Regions from separate parts of the Mus musculus genome. Here regions 2 and 3 are each linked to region 1. The links are chromatin loops, found by intact Hi-C in ENCODE. Cell type or tissue: heart. All regions are shown on one strand. Links, peaks and the distances in the headings refer to the core of each region. The heading gives the core; the rest is flanking DNA.

Region 1 (6,178 bases), core at 2,244-4,743:
AATTTTAGTATCAAAGCAAAACTAATGTGCTCTAGGTCCTTAAAAGGAAGACGTTTATTCCTCCCTTCTTCCATTTGGCAGGCCTCAGCCAGCTTAGCAGTGGCTGTGGGTGTAGACACAGTGTCATCCACCTTTGAACAGAGAGAAGAAGAATATACTTTGGAAATGGCAGAGCCACAAAACACAAGGAACTCTCCTGTTAATTAGCACAGATCTCTTACACTGCAGAGTCCTTACACAGAAATAAATGCCAGACTTGTGGAAATCATTATTAGTTTCGGATCACATAGCAGCTATCCCTATCCTGACTACTACTACTACTACTACTACTACTACTACTAAACAACCATAGTTGTGGCTACACAACTGTTAAGTGATCTTTTTAAACACACACTGCACACAATTAAATCTTATCTGGTTCTGTCTTGGATGTTTTTATCCTTTTGCTACTTAAATCTACTCTATTCATTAATTTAACAAGGGCAACAGGCAAATCAATGGGAAAGTCTACTAAGTTGTGAAGTCTCCTATACATACACTGAATTGGTTATTGATAAAGAGACCAAGGACAGTAAATGGTAAGAGTTTAGCATGTCTGAAATCAGGCTGCCAAGATCCTAGCAGCAATCCTGGGAGGACCACCTCACAACCTTGGGGAACACGTAAAAACCAGACAACAAAGCACTCCCCAAGGTGATGGTGCCAAGGTCAACATCACAATTATAAACTAACCGAACTGTTCACCTCAAATCTGTGGCGTATCACTTCATGTAAATGGCGGCTCAAGAAAATGCGAAAACTCTACTCAACCAAGACCAAGGAAAGCAAATGATCAGAGACCGATTTTCAAGACATGAGATTTTTCTCCCAGTATGTGCTCTAACTTGGGTAAATCGAGGCAGGGTGATGTGCTTATCTGTGTTTCTACTGATACAAATATCGTGTAAATGACACACACATACAAAAAAATGTCATTCACTCTGGTTTCTCCCTAACTGAAATTCCAAGGGCAAGGATCTGATCAGATAGCAAATCCCCTACTGGGTTAGAATTCATAAAGTACTTACTCTATGAATTCTAACCCTAGTTGAAACTTCCTAAATCCCAAGCAAATCACATCTAAGATGACCTTAGAAGTGGGAAAAACAAAACAAAACAAACCCAACATCAACCAAACCAGTGACACTAGGGGCTTCATGAAGGGCTCTTAGATATGAACTCAAGTCCCAGAAGCACCTGATGTAGTTCGGGTTCTTGGTCTGCAGGTTTCTCATCAGCGTGGCCACAGACGCCTTGAACTGGGAGCCTGCGGTGGGAGGTCTCTTCAGGTTGACCTTTGCAGGATTTCCTTCAGGAAACAGAGACTTGATGAGGGAGTGGCCGGCCTTCCACATGGCTTGAGACAGGTCCCGGTACAGAAGGTCATTGTTCTTGTCAACAAATCCTTCCACCTGGTAGAGCACCTGTGAGTGATAGTGACCGCACATGGGACTCACTGCTGGCTCAAGGCACAGGACAGTGTCAAACAATGACAACACCCAGACTCCAACATCAGAAACCCCGGTACACTTGTCACACACTGATACTAAGTTTGCTTCCAGCTTTGAGTTCCATCTCTTGAAGATGCAAAAGGAATAAAAATAAGGTCTAAAATGTCCTTCAGCATTTGTAAGAATAAACTCCAAAAATGCTAACATAACACTTTTTAAAATGTTAGATGGTTTTTGGTATGGGTATATGTCTGAAAATTTTTTTTTTTTTTTGGCTCACATGCCAGTCTAGTCTGCTTCAAAGTAGAAAGGGTTCGAAAACAGATAACATGGGCATTTTCAGACATCCTAAGCAACAGAGAAACAGAGCAGGAATATAGCTTTTAATACTATGGGCCAATGAAGCAAAGCAAAAGGTGTCCTGAAATCAAAGGCAATCCAAGATTATCTCATTTTCAATAAATGCATAACTAAGGAATTCTCCTGTGAAGCTTCCATTCATATTTATAAAGGTAGCATTACTCCAATCAATAATCCTTTCAAAGAAAAATTAGCCTACTATTCAAACTGTTTTATTGAGATCAACTTCCTCAAATACAGAGGAAAAGAATTTTTAACTAGGTATTTCCCCCAGTTTCTCTCAAAATTTCAACTGAAGAATTCTTGATTTTTGCTAAATGTTTTGTGCTTTTAAAACCTTACAGTAGGCCTTTCGTCTGGCACAATTTACCAACCCTTTATCTGTATTATTTGATAGAACAGCTTAAGAGCTAAAAATAATAAAATGACATAAAGACACTTTGTAGTGTTCATTAAGACCGCTGGTTTGTTTTCCATCTTCTTGTGTTAACAAGACGTAGCTCACCGTGGTCCAGGCTCAATTGCCAGTGAGCACTGGCTGCTCTCACTAGTCTCCTACAGAAGCTGTGCTCAGCACACCCTCTCCCAGGAGGCACAGGAGCCCTGGGGACAACATCGTGGGGTACCTTGCCAGCATAATGCTGGATTCTGAAGCAGCTGTGGGGCAGGGTTGTGTCGTTGAGAAAGCGGGAACACTTGCTCATCCTGCTCTCAAAGTGCTGGTGGGTGGCACAGACTTGGTTCAGCTTTTCCAGGAAGGTCTCATCTGTAACAGTGCCGGGTCTCAGGCACTCTTCATCCAGCATGGCCAAGATTCCATTTGTGTTCTGGGAGGAAAGAAATAAAGGTGTTTCTCTGCTTCCTTCTTTGCTATGCTGCTCTAATAATTAGTCCTAGTCATAACATCAAACACAACTGACGTAATTACATGTAAGATTCTGTTCAGCTGTAACAGAAAACAGAATCACAAAGGCCCCAGAAGGCAGCTCCTTTCCAGAGTGACCCAGATGTGTTGGGGTTGGAGTATCTGCCCTTTGTGTCTCCGTCCCCAACAGATAGGACCCAGAGTCACCTCACCCTCAGTACAAAGGAAGTTCACACAGTCAGAAAAGTGTGCGTGGCCTCAAATCCAAAACCCAATCGGAGTCAGAAGCCAACATGGTAGAATGGTGTCTACGTCAAGCTACTAATTCTGGCTCCATCTCTTGTCTTCTATTTGCTTCACGGCTTAGGAAATACATTGGTCTCATGGTTCACAGATTCAGAGTAAAGCTGGGTTTCTGGGGGACGGGAGTAGTCTTGTGTTTTAGGATGTTGTTCTCACGATCGTGCAATCAAGTGCGGTTCAAAACCATTTTAGAATAAAACTCTTGTTCAACAGAAAATATCTAACTGAGTATTAAATATGAGTGAAACTTTACTTGTGTGCTCAGACTCTGTGATCATATTTATTTCAAGAAAGGCCAGCCCTAGACTGAACCAGAAATCAGGAATCTTCTACTTTGCTAACAAAGGCAGTGCTCTTCCTGTGACTGTCCCCAAGGCCCCTAAGTTGCAATTCCAGAAACAATCCAAGCCACTGACCCTTAACCCCTCCCACTTCCAGCAAGGCAAAGGCCCTGCCCTCAGGAGGCTATGATCTCCTCTGACCAGCATTTACTCATTCCACACAAAACCCAAGGGAAGAGCAGGCTCTCAAGTATGTTCACTACATCCCCAGAATAGACATTGTTGTTCACTGGTGCTGGAAGGAAGCACTTCCTTTGAGCTCTGGGTTCTTCCATGAACACAAGTTTCTTCAATCATTGGTACAAGGGATTTTCTGTGAGGTAAGTGGGTACATTTACGTGCACTGCATTTCTCTCCTTTAAGAGAAACAATCAAGCGCCTGCTGTTTGTGAGAGAAACGTCTCATCAGGAAAGGAAAACCTCCACAGCAGAGTCCTCAGGTAACAACATTTGCTTGGGAAAAAAAAAAAAAAAAAACTTCAGGAAATGTATGATTTCTGGATTTGAGGCAAGAGCTCGGAATTCTTTATGTAGATTGACAACATTCCCCTCCTAATGCTGGCCAAAGTTTCCAAAACAAAGTTTATTTTCTATCAGTAAGGAGTGATGATTTGGATTATTTACTGCTTTCCATGCTCAACTAAGTCAAAGTTCATGTTTTTGAGAGTATCTTGCATATTGATGGGAAAACACTGGCCAATCATGTAATTTCCACAAGAGCTGATCTGAGCACAGCAAGTTTGTTCAACACTCAGGAGCAAGAGAGTATTCTGGAAACACAGCACACATCTCCTGGCAGGAGAAATAAGCATGCTCACTGTTTGAAAAGACTACATTAAGGTCAGAAGTACAAGCAACCAACCCTACGGCGAGCAAAGGGGTTTCCTGTTTCCACATAAATGTGGCTTCCGACAGGTAACTCACTACAAGAAACTATACCATGGCCCCAAACCAAAAACTTACAATCAAACAGCTTCCTAAAAATTGCCCAGTAATTTTCCCCATTTTTATACTTTTCAAACTCATACACACTCTGAAAAATTCCAGGTTCTTGGCCACATGCACAGCATCCTCTCATACACATTCTCTGAATTAAATCAAGGCCAGAAATGACCTGCTAATCTAGCTCAGGTTTGTCCCTCTTCCCTCTTTCTACCTTAAACTCAATGGTACAGTAGCACTGGACTATAGGCATGAAATGGGCACATTGATATGTTAAACCTCTAAGTGTCTGCTCTGGTCAGCACACACAGTACACAAACGCTGGTGGCCAAGAGGTCCTAAAAGGGCTGTGACAGGGTAACAATATCAGGGCGTCCTGGCTAAGTACCATAATAAAAGCTGTCCATGCCTTCACTCAGAGTGGAGAATGAGTACATAAGATGACCATAAAGTCTTCAAACAGAGTAGTTCCCATCACACAGAGACAAGTGTAAAATAGGGATGCTTAGTGTAAAAAGGCAGTGAGATCATTTGTACAAGGTTAATTATACTACTAAAAATCCCTTTAATACCGAAGTACTCACATTTTCTATTAGGTCACAAATGATAGCATTGTTGAAGTAGTCAATGTGAGTCCATTCTATGTCCTAAAAACAAAACCGAACAAAATCAAATCCATAGAGCAATGCTGCAGTGCCACCTGAAAACGAACTGCGCCCTGCACCCCCACCATTTCACTCTCAATCCGAAGCTCTCTCTTTACAGAACCAGAGCTGTCAACATCATCTTCCAGTTCCGAAAGCTTCCTCAACACAGCAGCCCACCACTGACATGAACCGACTGAAGCAATTGCCCTTGACCTGCCCCAAGGCTGCTTCCCATTCCACTCTCCCATCTGTCACTGTTTCCCATGCACTTCATGGGCTCTAAGCCAAATATTTACTCAACAGGCCCTTGGGTCAATATTGCTCTGTATATACTTATGATGTTTATAAGGAAATAAGGCAGAACTTGATCCCAGCAACTAAGGTCTAGAGTTTTTGTCATCACGAGGCAAAAGTAATTTTAGAATTAATACTAAGTTCTAACTCAGTTAACTATTTCATGTGTAAAAACAGCCCAATGTGGGGAGACAGTGTGTACCTCCACAGAGCACACCATGGGAAACCTACCCACAGAGCGTCTAACACTAACCAGTGAGGTGGACTGCCTTCCTTCTCTGTCTGCCTAACCTCCATCTCTAGGCACAGACACTAGTTTTCTTAGGAGAAGAAATGTAATTCATATAATAAGTGAGGAATCTGCTTATATTCTCTCAGAAGTATTTCAAGTTAGCCATATGTTAACTCCTGGCAGTGTCTGTAAGATGAGAAGACAGGAAGAGAATGGTTCTTGATTTTTAGGGTATTTATATTACCAGAAAGTTGCCAGAAAAGCACACAACTTTTCTGAAGTAAAATGGCCATTCTAAAACAAACAAAAAGAAATGTTAACAGTTGGTTTAATGGGTTGTTTTACTAAGCCACTGGGGGGCTAGCAATTATCTTAGAAAAATACACACCGTAGTGCATGCATGCCTGTAACAATGGCCCTCAAAGAGTAAGGCAGATGGATCCTGTATTTGGAATATCTTCGGCTACATAGTGAGATTCCTGTCTAAAAACAAGTATCTGAGCATTCACATGTATTAACGTGCACTTCTATCTATCTATCTATCTATCTATCTATCTATCTATCTATCTATCTATCTATCTATCTACCTACCTACCTACCTACCTACCTACCTACCTACCTACCTACCTAACGTGAAACGTGAACTTAAATTTCAAATCCAAAATTATTTTCTCATACTTATGATGAAGTAACCTTTAATTATC
Region 2 (6,178 bases), core at 999-3,498, 62 kb after region 1:
CATACTGCAGTACAACAAAACACAGTGGCACTAAAATAGATTTTTAAATGATCTATATCTATAATTTTCTAAAGTATTTTAGCTCATTTAACTCCTAAGCTCATGTACATTCATAGCCTAAACATTCTTTGGGCTGCATTCTAGCTGGAAAAGTTATGTCTCTACTGGCCACCAAATAGACACAATATAATGCGTCAAAATGAAGACATCTGTTCTGTACTGACAAGGGCAGAACACGAAATGAAAGATTAAAGGTCCAGCTTCAGAGCAGGACACGGCACACGGCTTGAGGCATCTTCCTTTAGACCCGTGCTGGCATCCAGAAAACACCCTCCCATCACTACACCCGCTAACCTCAGTGCTCACAGATTTCATGATATCTTGTCACTCAAAAATAAATGTTAATCTTTACAGTCAGGTGTGACCACTAAGAGGACAGAATCACAGTACGTCACATGGGTTATATTTCAAGGCATAATAAAATCCCCACATGACTTGACTGCACACTCTCGTAATTGAGCACTGGATTTAGTAAGCAATGCTTTCTATCTATGCTGGTTACAAAAAAAAAAAAAAAAAAAAAAAAACAATCCAACTTGACTAAGAGTATTAATTCAGAGGTAGACAGCTAGCTTAGCATGCATGAGGCCCTAGGTTCAACTGCCAGCACTAAAATTAATTAACTAGCTAATTAATTAATTAAATGAGTATTCTTCTTTTGAGATTTTAGAAATTTTTATTACAATGCCCTTAGTACAAAAATGCTTAGGGTCATATCCAAAATCTTTGGATCCCATTATCAAAATCATAATGGAGACCTACAGTTCATTGAGGCTCAACAGACTGGCCTGAGACTCACCCAACAGAATAAACACCATGAACACATGTCCTTCTACCAGACAGAGACAGCGATGATGGGGGCTGGATGGTGGGCTGGACCAGTGATGGTTCTTTTCATAAGTGACTACAAAAGCCAGGGTTGGAGATGGCATCAGGAAGCAGATAAGAGATTTGGGGAAACTAAATCATCCCAGGAAGGAAAAGGACTGGATTCAGCTTTGAAAGCCATATAGAAGAAACTTTGGCCTTTGTGGCTTGGAAGCAGCATTTTGGTATTTAATGGTAAACCGGATGTGCAGCCAAGGACTACTTTCAGAAAACTTGATCTGTTCTAAAGTCTAGGGCACCAACATGCTACCACAGGGCAAGAGCCCTCCTCCATAACAGCATCCTTCCTGGACTTGGAAAGAGGTCAAAAGAGACTAACTCAGTTTCACTTCTTTCCCAGTCTTTGCTTCTATAGAGAAGGCAGTGAAGTACAGGTGGCCTGTCTCATTCCTTAATCACTAACATGCAAGTGTATGCAGAGGCAGGGACAAGGTCATTTACAAGGCTGGGGTCCCTGGTGTGCTTACTAGGGATGAGTGGGGACTCTGAAGCCCTCTGGAGGCCTAAAAAAAAACAGGAAAAAGTCTCAAAGCCCAACAAGTGATGGTAACAAACATGGCAATGTACTTCCGAACATACAGAAAACAGAGAGGAAAAAAGTGGCTTTGGCTGGGGAAGCGTGGAAAACTGCAAGATCTGAACCCTAAGCCAGAAGCAAGGCCAGAAGCCAGGAGGAAGCAGAGGAAATTATGGGGGCTAAGAGGAAATTATGTTATTTCCCCTCTCCAAAAATGAGCAAAACACACATGACTCGGAGGAAAGAACAAATACACAACCGGGGCTCTTAATTCAAACCCAATTAGCCCTTGGGTATTTTTAGTATCTCTTCCAATGAGGAAACTCTAACAATCGTCTTCTATTTCCCAATTCTCATTAAAATAATCACATCCACGGGAACAGCCTTTCCAGCTCCAGGTAAACAGGGTTTCAACAAATTTTTGGCACAAATGTGCCAGAACTTTAAATGTATTATTTACTCATTCATTCCAAGTCGGCTCATTCACAGCTAGCATCTATGACCCTATTACAGGCAACTGAGTCCTGGAGACTTATCCCAGAAGAGTCAGTCTAAAGACCCTTCCTAACCAAACTCGGCTTTATTAACTGGAGACCATACTGGGCTCTCAGACCCACATCCCAAATGTTTCGGTTGTTCAGAAAAGCAAGTCCTTCACGGTTCCACATTCCAATATAACCTGCTCTGCACCGGCTGACTCTGTGGAAGCTGCACAGCTGCTGGGTCCAGAGGACATAAGGGCTCAGACATCACAGCTTCACATTAGCCAGGTGGGCCACAGGGAGGCCATTCGGGAGGCAACACTGAGCTGAGAGACCCAGCATACTAAACAGGTACAAGGAGATCTGACCATGGTAATCAGAGATTTGGGGTGGAGGACATGGTGTTTGAACTAGGACCCCAAGTACACGTGGGGTTAATTGGGGGGGGGGGTGTTAAAAAGTGCTCAATAGAAAAGAAATACAGTTGTATAAGAGAATTAGCTTCGAGGCTTAGCTCATCTGTTAAGCCTCTGTGATCAGAGCGAGCCCTGAACAAAGTCTGAAATGTAGCAGGTGCTTAGTGAAGGACTGGGACGCCAACTAGATATCAAGATTGAAAGAACAGGTAAGTAGCCACTTCACAAGGTCCCATTAGTTCTATCCCCCAAATCATGATTCAAAGATTTCTACAAAGATGTATGTGTTTTGCTCAATCACAATGAGGAGCAATAGTGGCACGTCTCAGGATTTCCCAGGCAGCCAGAACTAGGCTGAAGGGAAAGAGGCCAGCTTAAGAGGCTCTCTCCAACACACAAGGTTTTATATTCATCTATACAAATTAGGATGCAAATCTGGGACAGATCATTCAGACTCCCATGTCTTAATTTTATAGAGAAAATAGATTGGAGTTGAAGGATGGAGTCAGAGGTGTGCAATTGAGACTTAGAGAAAGAAGCTTGAGTTACCAAACAATGAGGCTCCAGACTCAAGTGGCTTCTGATGTGGACATGTCCTTCTAGAAACTCTCACTTCCTTTCCTTACTTCAGACTGCTAAAATGTCTACATATCAAAAAGTCTACCATATAGGCACGAGGAGACCTCAAATGCCACAGGCACACCCTGCCTGCTTCCCTGCAGTTTCCCTCTGCCATGCAGGAGATTCTGAAAAGAGAAACAGGCACTCCCCCCTGGAGAGTCTTAGTGATGATCTCTGCATCCTAGCTAAGGACTGCGGGCAGGTTAGGAGTACAGCCATGCCTAACGATCTACAACAGGCACTGCAAGACTTATCGTGAACACATGAGAGTGTTCTCACACAGAGGGCCTCAAACAGTTTTTGCATGGTGTCATACACAACATAAAACTCCAACGTGAACCCAAATACACAGTTCTGGAATATCTGCATGAAAGCTTTAGTCACAGCACTATGCATAAGTAGCCTTAAGAAAATAACTAGAAATATCGACATATCAGATTGCATATATAACTGAGAAAAGACATACTTGGATCGGGAAGTAGATAGGCAAACTGACCATGCCATGACTGCATCAGGAGATAGCATCTGAGAAGAGATCTGGCCTTAAAGGCCTGTGAGAAACTACCTATCCACTTAACCTACACTAAGATTTCAGAATAAAGAAAGTCCTGAAAGCTAGCAACAATCACCAGAACAGTGCTATAGGAACAAAAAGCCCTGGTCAAGAGCAGCCTTACAACCCTGAGGTACCCCAGAGAGGCATACGGTCTACGCTATGCACAGCACCTATGAATGTTCCTGTTCCAGAAAGGAACCTCAATGCAAATTTATGCCCTCAGAACAGAAGTTCCCAGTGCGTATAACCAGAGAAGTCAAACTAGCAAAACCACGTCATACAGAACCCAACCTAATGGAGCTTTGTTTCTACCTAACACGCAAAGACTGTAATGCAGTCGCTCGCTGCACAGTTCCTTTCCTGGACCCTCTCCCTTGAAGTCCCTGCCTTGCATTCATGCTAGGTTCCCTCGCCTACACCCTCTCTATATGTCTACCTACTACACCCTACTACACCTTCGGCGTATAGTTTCATCAGTTAGGAAGATTTCTTGTTTACAATTTCTCTTTTTCTACACAAGTTCTCAGCACAACATATTAGGCAGAATAAATTGCTAAAATGATATCTGACACATTCCTTCATCTTATTAGTAAACAGAAATTTCTATTTTAATTTTATAATTATAATAATTTTATAATAACTGCAATTATTTTAAAAATGACCACCACAAATGGTAAAATTAAAAGAAATGTTATTTGGGTCTCCATATGTAAGTACGACTCATGTGTTCAGAAACAAGAAACTTGATAGACTTAAAACCCTTGAAGACTAGGTGTGATAGCACTGGCCTGGTAACCACAGGACTTGGGAAGATGAGCAAGCAAAGGGGATTGTAACCTCCACATCGGCTTGGGTTACATAGACAGTCTAAGCTTAAAAGCTTAAGCAAAAGAAGAAATCTTTAGAAAAGTGGGCCTCTATTTTATTCCCTCAGATCATTAAAGTAGTTTTGAGGGGATTTGGCAATTTTCACTAATAGTAATGTCTATCAATGCTGTTTGAAGTCAGGGGCAAACAGTCACCTAACTAAAACCTACCTGCTCAGGGCAATTAAATATGGTGATGTTTGCACCACTGGCATCAGCAGTCGTCACTAGACTAACTCTTGAAGTAGAAGGCAAAGGCTGTTAGAGTTACCTTCAGGGCTAGCAGATATTATATGGTACCCCTTCTGTACCTCTCAGCTGAGAATGCCTTCTCTGAGCTCCCCACTTAACCCCCAAAAATAGGGTCACTTCTCCATGGCCCTCTTGGACAAATGATAACTTTTAACCTAATTTTTTCTAGCCAGTATTTATCAAGTGACTGCAGCTCTGGAGCCACCCAGCTTGAGAGAAAATGTGAAGATAGCAACAAGGCTGCCACCCCAACCCCCACCTCTCAGACTCCCAGGTCCCAAGGTCTCACTTTGTCATTCAAATCTTCTTAAAAGCTGCCTACTGCAGTTCTCCAATGCTTTCCTCCAGATGGAAGCCTCCATTGAAGGAGGAAAGGAATTACAGTGTTCTCCCAGGAAATCACTGGGATTTGCAGAAACTGGCACTCGAAAATTTTGCTGGAAAATGTACTTATACATCTTCAAAGACTCACTCCAAATCTTTATGATGACTCCTGGGCACTGCCTAGAAAAGCTGTGGTGGTGGCTCTGGCTCATGATGGCCAGCATCCTTCTTGCCACTGAGGCCTGTCATGCTGCCAAGTCCCATTCAACTTAGTGGCACATCCCAGAATAGGAGCACAGGACTCTCACCAACAGCAAGATCAGCAGCAAGAAAGAGCAGATTTAGAACAAAGCCACCTGTCTCTGAACACCAGTGGAGGGAAAGCCTCTCTCATTCCTATCAAGAGTCATACGGAAATAACACACATGCACACATGCACACCCACATGCACACAGACACAAATATGCACATACTACACACATGCACATGCACGCGTGCGCGCACATACATACACACACACACACACACACACACAAACCCTGATGTATACTACCAACACTACTGGGACTGGGATAATATTCGTCTTAGTAGTAACTCCAGCCTGCCTACAGAAGTGCTTGATTGCCAACCAGTGCTAGTCTAGAGAAAACAAAGCTGCAATATATCTATCATGCAAGGACCATGTCCCTACAGAAAACAGGAGCCATTTACTAAGACAAGTCTTCATCTGCCTCATAAGTTACGATAAAATGCCACTATTATTCAGTGTGACCTGCATTTGACCTGGGCATGGTGTTGTGCACCTCTAGTCCCAGCTATTCAGAGGACTGAAGTAGGAGGATTGTTTGACGGGGGAAGAAGTTTGAAGCCAGTCTTGACTGTCATAGTAGGAGCTCATCACTGAATGAATGAATGAATGAATGAATGAATGAATGATTGAATGAATGAATGGCTATCTTTTACTAACAGCAGATTACAAGTACTCTATGCCCTTACCTAGAATACAATCTTCATGGATCTACAGACTGCTTTAAAATCCAAGAAGAAAATAAACATAAACTGAAAACTGTCACAGACTCCGCAGCTGGTGGAAACACAGTGATCTATGTATTCCTTGCATTCTTTAATCAACTAACTGTCGGTATGCCACTGGAATTCATCTACAGACATATCAGCATCCCATAAGAACCCTTTGT
Region 3 (6,178 bases), core at 3,067-5,566, 57 kb after region 1:
AGTTTCTTTTCTTGATCAATGAGGACTCAGAAAGTGTTAAGTCTAGTCACTAAAATAACATACAAGATGGAAACCCAGCCACATTTCTGCATACTCAGAGAAAGACCAGTTATGAGAGTCTTACCTGTAAGCATTTTACAGAGGAACATGAAAATCCCACCCTACCCCAAACCCCTTAGCCCTTCTGTTTTAACAAACAAACAAAACTAATGTCTGCTACAGTTTTATCCTTTCTGAGTTTGGGTACAGAGAATAGTATTTCCAAATCTTCCCAGAATAAAACCATTTCCTCATTCAGGACCACACTGAAATCCTTTTATTAGAAGCACAGCCTGCCCTTGCACACATGGGTCAACATCTACATAATCTCAGTTCTTTAGGATCAAAAGACTCTAGAGCAGTGAGTCTCTACCTGTGGGTTACAAACCCTTTGGTGTTGGGGGAAAGAGGATCAAATGGCCCTTTCACAGGAGTTGCACATCATATATTTACATTGAAATTCCTAACAGTAGCAAAATTCCATTGTAACGAAAATAACTTCATGGTTGGGAGGAGCTGTACTAAAGGGTCGCAGCTCTGGGGGGTTGAGAAGCAGTGCTGTGACTTACACTGGATGGCTGGCACTCTGATGGTGCCTTGACCCCTCCTCCATCAAGACGTGCTGTCCACAGAACACCAACTGTGGGCATCAGCCCCTGCACAGCAGCTGTGGACACCTGGCTCCCAAGGGCTACCTGGCTCCTTTCCTGCTGCCTTGCAACAGCATCTCCTTCCAGAGAGGGCAAGGTCAGTTTGGTGGTGGTCTCACCTGTTTTTCCTGCTCCACTCTCCCCAGTAATGAGAATGCATTGATCTTTATCTTGATCACGGAGGGATCTGTATGCTTCATCCGACAAAGCAAAGCTACAAGAAAAAAATGTGGGAGGATTCAGCTGGTTAATATATGTTCATCGGGTACCCCTGGGTATTCTAAGAGCCTCTGTGATTTGCTTCAAAGCACAGGTAAATCATCACATTTTATTTCTTGCCAACTTTTAAAATATACAAATCAATATATCCATCCTTTCTGGCCCACTTACCTTTTCCCATGAATTCTCTACTAAGCAAATAACACTGATTTATTTAGTTTAAAGTGAAATTTTATTTATCTCTCCTGCACGTGTGGGTGTGTGCGCACACGTGTGTACAAGTGTTTCTATTAAAATCTAGGTAATTCAGAGAGCCAAGGAGAAGATGTCACACTGCCAAGTCCACAACTGGGTAATATTGAGATTGTATTGTTCAGGGCAATACTCAAGCATTTCGAAATAATGAGAAAGCATTATCAATTTATGGAAGCATCAATATAATAATAAAAAATATTTTTCCCAAACATTAGCAAGACACATTCAAATACCACCAAGTTGTGACTACTATGAACTTCACAATGCAAGATGGAACTTAAGACCCACTGGCTATGTAGAGTTCACCAAGGTTCTTGGCCACTGCCTGGCGCTCAACTTCTCATCTTACCTTACGATGTCCCCTATCAAGACACTGAGGCTAGTCCTCCTGTTGGTCTGTCCCTCCTTGAGTTTTACTAACAAGACAAATGTCCTTCTTTCATTGAAAAAAAAAAAAAAAAGAAAAGAAAAAACTCTGAGCAATATGATAAATACTTTTGCCAAGTTTCTACTTCTCATTTGTTAATACATTATTTACTGAGAGTTGACATTACTTTACTGAAAGTGTGTCAAGAACAAGCTGGGAATATAAAATATTCAGCCTCTTTTGTGCAAAGAAGAAACAAACATGAACAGCTCATGCCTCCTGATAATGTGGAGAGCAGCGCTGAGCAAGACAGCAACCCAAGAGGGTAGGGACTGGAGTCGGAGAAGAGAAATTCTAAGAGGTGGAAAAATTAGTTCCAAAGAATGAATTTGCAAGGCAAAGAGCTTCTGAGCATAAACAAAGGCCAGGCTAGCAGGGAAGCAGGCTGACACAGGCTTCAGGGGGCACTTCCATGATGCTGGAGGGCATATGGAAGGGGACCTGAGAAGAACTTCACAGGGTCCCAATAAGAAACGAACACATGTTGAAGGGTCTCGCTGCAGGAATGAATATATGTGAGAGTGGAAAAGGCAGGACTGGGAGCTAGGAACAGCTCCATTTACTAGAATGTTACTCATTTTAAATCTCACAAGACTGGCACAAACAAGGATGTACCTTCATACCGCCAGAATGAAATGAGAGACCACTGACCCCGCCTCTGACTTTGGCTGGGTCACAATGTGACAAAGGAGCCCGGAGAAAGCAAGTGGGAGGCAGGGAGGCTAGGCACAGAGGAGTTCAAACATAGTCTAAGCTTCCATATCTTATCTCCTGCTAGACGGTTGTGTGGTACCAGAGGCGAACCGCTCTTACTCTGTAACCTTCAGGTCGACTTAGCTGTGGCCTTGCATGTAATAAGTAAACTAAGCATACTGTTGAATAAACGTATGATTAAAAGTAAAGAGAAGCAGACATTATTATCCCCTTCTACAATATAAGCTCCTGCATGGTAGAGGTTTTCTAGCCAATAAATCCCTGTGTTATGCACACAGCTTTAAATCTAATATGTAACATGACCAGTGCAATGCAGGATGAATGCATGCGTGCACTGTCTCTGAACAATGCGGGAGTGAGCTTCATAAAACACCTAAATATCCAGTCCCATTCTCTCTGTGACCTTCATGCAGGGAAGGAGAGCATTGCTTAGACTTTCCTCCTCACCTGTCTCCCTCCCACTGTTCCAACTTGCAGATAATAGTTCAGAGACGTCACTTACATCGTCTTCTTTGGCATGCAAGGTGGAAAAAGTATATTACAGTGACTACATAAAAAGTTTTCCAACCACACAGATTTACTGAATATTCTCTTGGATTGTTGAATGCAGGTGGTTCCAGGGCTGGATTTAGCTTTGTTTCTATATTATTTGAGCAACAAATAATGAAAAATTACTTCAAACAGGAATAACAGCATTTGGCCCATAGATGCACACACATAAAAGGTTGGGGGAAATGACTAAGTAATTCTGCCAGGGGTTTACTGTGGGCAAAACACCAAAGCTGAACACATACTTTTTTCTGTCTGACCAAACAGGAGTATAATTATCCCTTGGCACCTATGAAGAATTTTTTTCTCCCAGCATCTTCTGACATTCCTCTTCCCGACTCTCCCTGGCTACCCAAATGGTGGATGTTCAAGCCCCCTTATATAAAGTGATGTTGTATTTCCAAATAACCGCTGCACAGCTCCTGGAATACTTTAACCCGTCTCTGGAGGACTGCAATGCTTCCTCCAATACTAGTGCTACAAATAGCTGTAATATGTAATAATGGCAAAAGGAGACGTCTGCACGTGTTCAGTGCACACATAATGTGCTTTCTTGGTATTTTTGATCCAAGGTTGCTTGAATCCATGGATACAGAAAACCAACAGTACTTAACTGCTTAAGGACTTGATTCATCAAACGGCAGGCGTAATTTTAGCACAAGATAAAAAACACAAAAGGGATGTTTCTTCTTTTAAGATTCTTGAAAGTGACTGATTTCTAACTGCCATGAAAATGTACCAAAATATTTGAGCACTTTAAAAGCTGTCTTGCTCTAAGACACACCCACCTCAAGTCACAATAATGCCACCGCTCTTAACTCTTACAGACACAGAGCTCCACTTCTTTAAATGACCAAAAGAATGCCCCCAAAGAACACAATCTCCCTTTTGGACGTACTCCTCTTCCTCCCTGGCAACTCCACACACACTCATCCCCAAGGCCACCGTTTATAAGTATAAACTAAAGCCATATGCCAGGCCTCCCAACTCTCTATAATTAAAGAACCTAAATAAATCCTAGGGAAGTTTCAGCTAAAAGCAGCCATGATCCACATGCTTCTCATTATTCTGTGACGTGTCAGCATTATTTACCACACACAAGGATGAACCATTATGACTGAACGATGATAGCACAGGGAAAAAGCATGATTTCTGCCAGACCCCATGAAAAGCAGGGATTTCTCCACCTCTTCCACCCTGGAGCTGAACCTTAGGAATGAGGGCAACCTGGTATTTATTCCCAAGACTTCGAGATCAGCCACCCAGCTGCTTCCTGAGCACCAAACCTTTTTGCCCAGCAAGCACCAAGATACCATCCTCCACTGTGCATTTTGAAACAGCTCTGACTATTACCAGGATTCAGTTTCAAAAAGTTTGGTTTGGGGCTCATCTGTCATTTTCTATGAGGGTAGAATGGTGGGTTGCATGCTGCAAAGAGCCCAGCTGGTATTTATGTCCTTCCTCTGCCTTATTTCTACTCGAGAGTGCTAATCATAGTGGTGCTGCCCACGTGGCCATCAGGGGAATGGCAGGGCTTCCTTCTCCACACTCTCTGCTCTCCACCCTGCCATTTCCTTGCCAAGTTTGTTTCACCTCATGTGCAGAGCAGAAAAGACTGAGCTATTCGCTTCACCGTGACACCACCGATACCCAGGCACACAGGCCCAAGAGTAGCCCGGGTTTCAGTGTCTCCAGCTCTGCCCAAATGGGTGGCTGGAAAACACACCCAGTCTGTTCCGAGCACTCGCAGTTGGATCGCTCCCTTAACTAGGGTTTAACAGAAGAGAATCTGTTTCAGAAAAATCTCCTGAACTCAGATAAATGATTCCACCATCCAGTTTCAAGTGCTCATCCTCCAAGGCTCTCAAACTGGCATTCCCTCCCATGTGATCCCGAATCCCAGAGCATTTCAACCACCCTCGGGAATTCCCCTTCTCAACTCAGCCCTCTTCAAATAGTTCAGACTCAACATTCTCTTCTAGAACTAAAATCTCCACTGTCTCTTTCCCTTTCTAACTCTATCTAGTTCAGCTCTGACATCTCAGTGTTTCTAAACTAAGTTACCTCCCCCCCACACACACACACAAAAATTTGCTTAAAAATGCCTAAGGTCCATCTGCTAAATCTAAGTTCATTTCCAGCCTGATCAAGATGCAAGGCAGACTACAAGAAGACCTAAAAGACAAGGAAAAGGAGAAACTGGGGGTTCTGTTTTCTGAGGAAGAGTCCCTACGTTGGCTTCCTTGTAATATACTTTGTAGATAACTACATTCTACAAAGAAGTTAATTCAGCATGGCTGACTTGGCGTAGGCCAAAGTGCAATTAAACTGTTAAAGGCAAAAGTACCAACACTGTAAAGTTGAGGCTGCCCCTTATGATGTGCTAGAATGACTATCTGGTGGACAGTTGGAACGCTGATTTATAACAACAAGGTGATTTTCCCAAGAAGGTAAACATTTCTAAACTTACAGTCCAAGACAGTTAAGTATATGAAGGTATTTCCTCATAGCTACCCCGGTTAGCGACCTAACAATCCAAGCTTCAGTGCAAGAGGAGACAAAGATCAAAGTAAGCCTTCCTCAAAAGAAAGGAGGAGAGGCAAAATGTCCAGGATGAAGTGAAAGGGAAGGAAAGGGCAGGTGTGGGGTGTGGGGGCCTCAGCACAGTGTCCTCTAGCATGGCACTGTAACACTGAATTTGCGAGTCTCAGAGTTTAAGGAGGTCTATCACAAATCCCCAAACCTCAAAATAATGCCGGGTTACAACCAGAATTTTCAAAAATTATTTTTTTTTAAAACCTGGGTAAGAAAAAAGAAAAACAAACCAGAACAGAGAACAATAACTGAGGGGTGGGGGCGGCTCAGCTGGGTGTGCTTGCTGGACAAGAGCATGGCCCTACGGATGGCAACTGAGGGCAAAAGAAAATCCATGGAATCTGAGAGTAACCCAAGCAAAGACTCCTGAACCGGCCATCTTCTGTAACCAGGCAAAGTCCAAAGTGGGGAGGCTGGGACATCAACTCAGCCATAAGAACCTTCAACCAACAGCTGTCCTGCCTGCAGAGTGTGCTGGGACCAGAGCCTAGCATCATCCTCAAAGAGACCAGAGAGACTTCATCCAGCAACTTAATGGGAGCAGATGCAAAGGACCACAGCCAAACATTAGGCTGAGGCTGGAAGTCCTGCAGAGGAGCAAGAGGAAGAGCCAGAGGGGTCAGGGACACACTATGAGAATACAGCCCACAGATCAACTAACCAGGACTCATGAGAACTTGAGAGACCAGGGAGCCTGGATGGGTCTCACCTAGGTCCTCTGCATATATAT

Evidence for each region. A loop is a pair of places that touch in the nucleus more often than their neighbours do. Peaks named below come from ENCODE experiments on the same cell type or tissue, not always from the same donor. Only the 100,000 strongest peaks of a DNase experiment are listed, where the experiment ranks them.
Region 2: a loop joins it to region 1, with 4 times the contacts of the local background. A loop is called at or near these places in 4 of 42 quality-filtered maps.
Region 3: it touches region 1 in a loop (7-fold over the local background); 5 of 42 quality-filtered maps call a loop at or near these places.

The regions. Positions count from the first base shown.
Region 1 is chr1:51,777,085-51,783,262 of GRCm38, forward strand. Myo1b (myosin IB) reads right to left here. Exons shown (of 31, transcript NM_001161817.2): 15 at 4,886-4,948; 16 at 2,477-2,677; 17 at 1,237-1,463. Among named protein-coding and RNA genes, the nearest start is that of Myo1b, 140 kb to the right of the region's middle. In heart, for the core only: no CTCF peak of the experiment used is centred there; a DNase peak (open chromatin) is centred at 3,507.
Region 2 is chr1:51,840,595-51,846,772 of GRCm38, forward strand. The region is part of intron 3 of Myo1b (myosin IB); the gene reads right to left. Among named protein-coding and RNA genes, the nearest start is that of Myo1b, 72 kb to the right of the region's middle. In heart, for the core only: no CTCF peak of the experiment used is centred there; no DNase peak of the experiment used is centred there.
Region 3 is chr1:51,833,641-51,839,818 of GRCm38, forward strand. Myo1b (myosin IB) reads right to left here. Exons shown (of 31, transcript NM_001161817.2): 4 at 809-903. Among named protein-coding and RNA genes, the nearest start is that of Myo1b, 79 kb to the right of the region's middle. In heart, for the core only: a CTCF peak has its summit at 4,362; a DNase peak (open chromatin) is centred at 4,451; H3K27ac peaks cover 428 bases.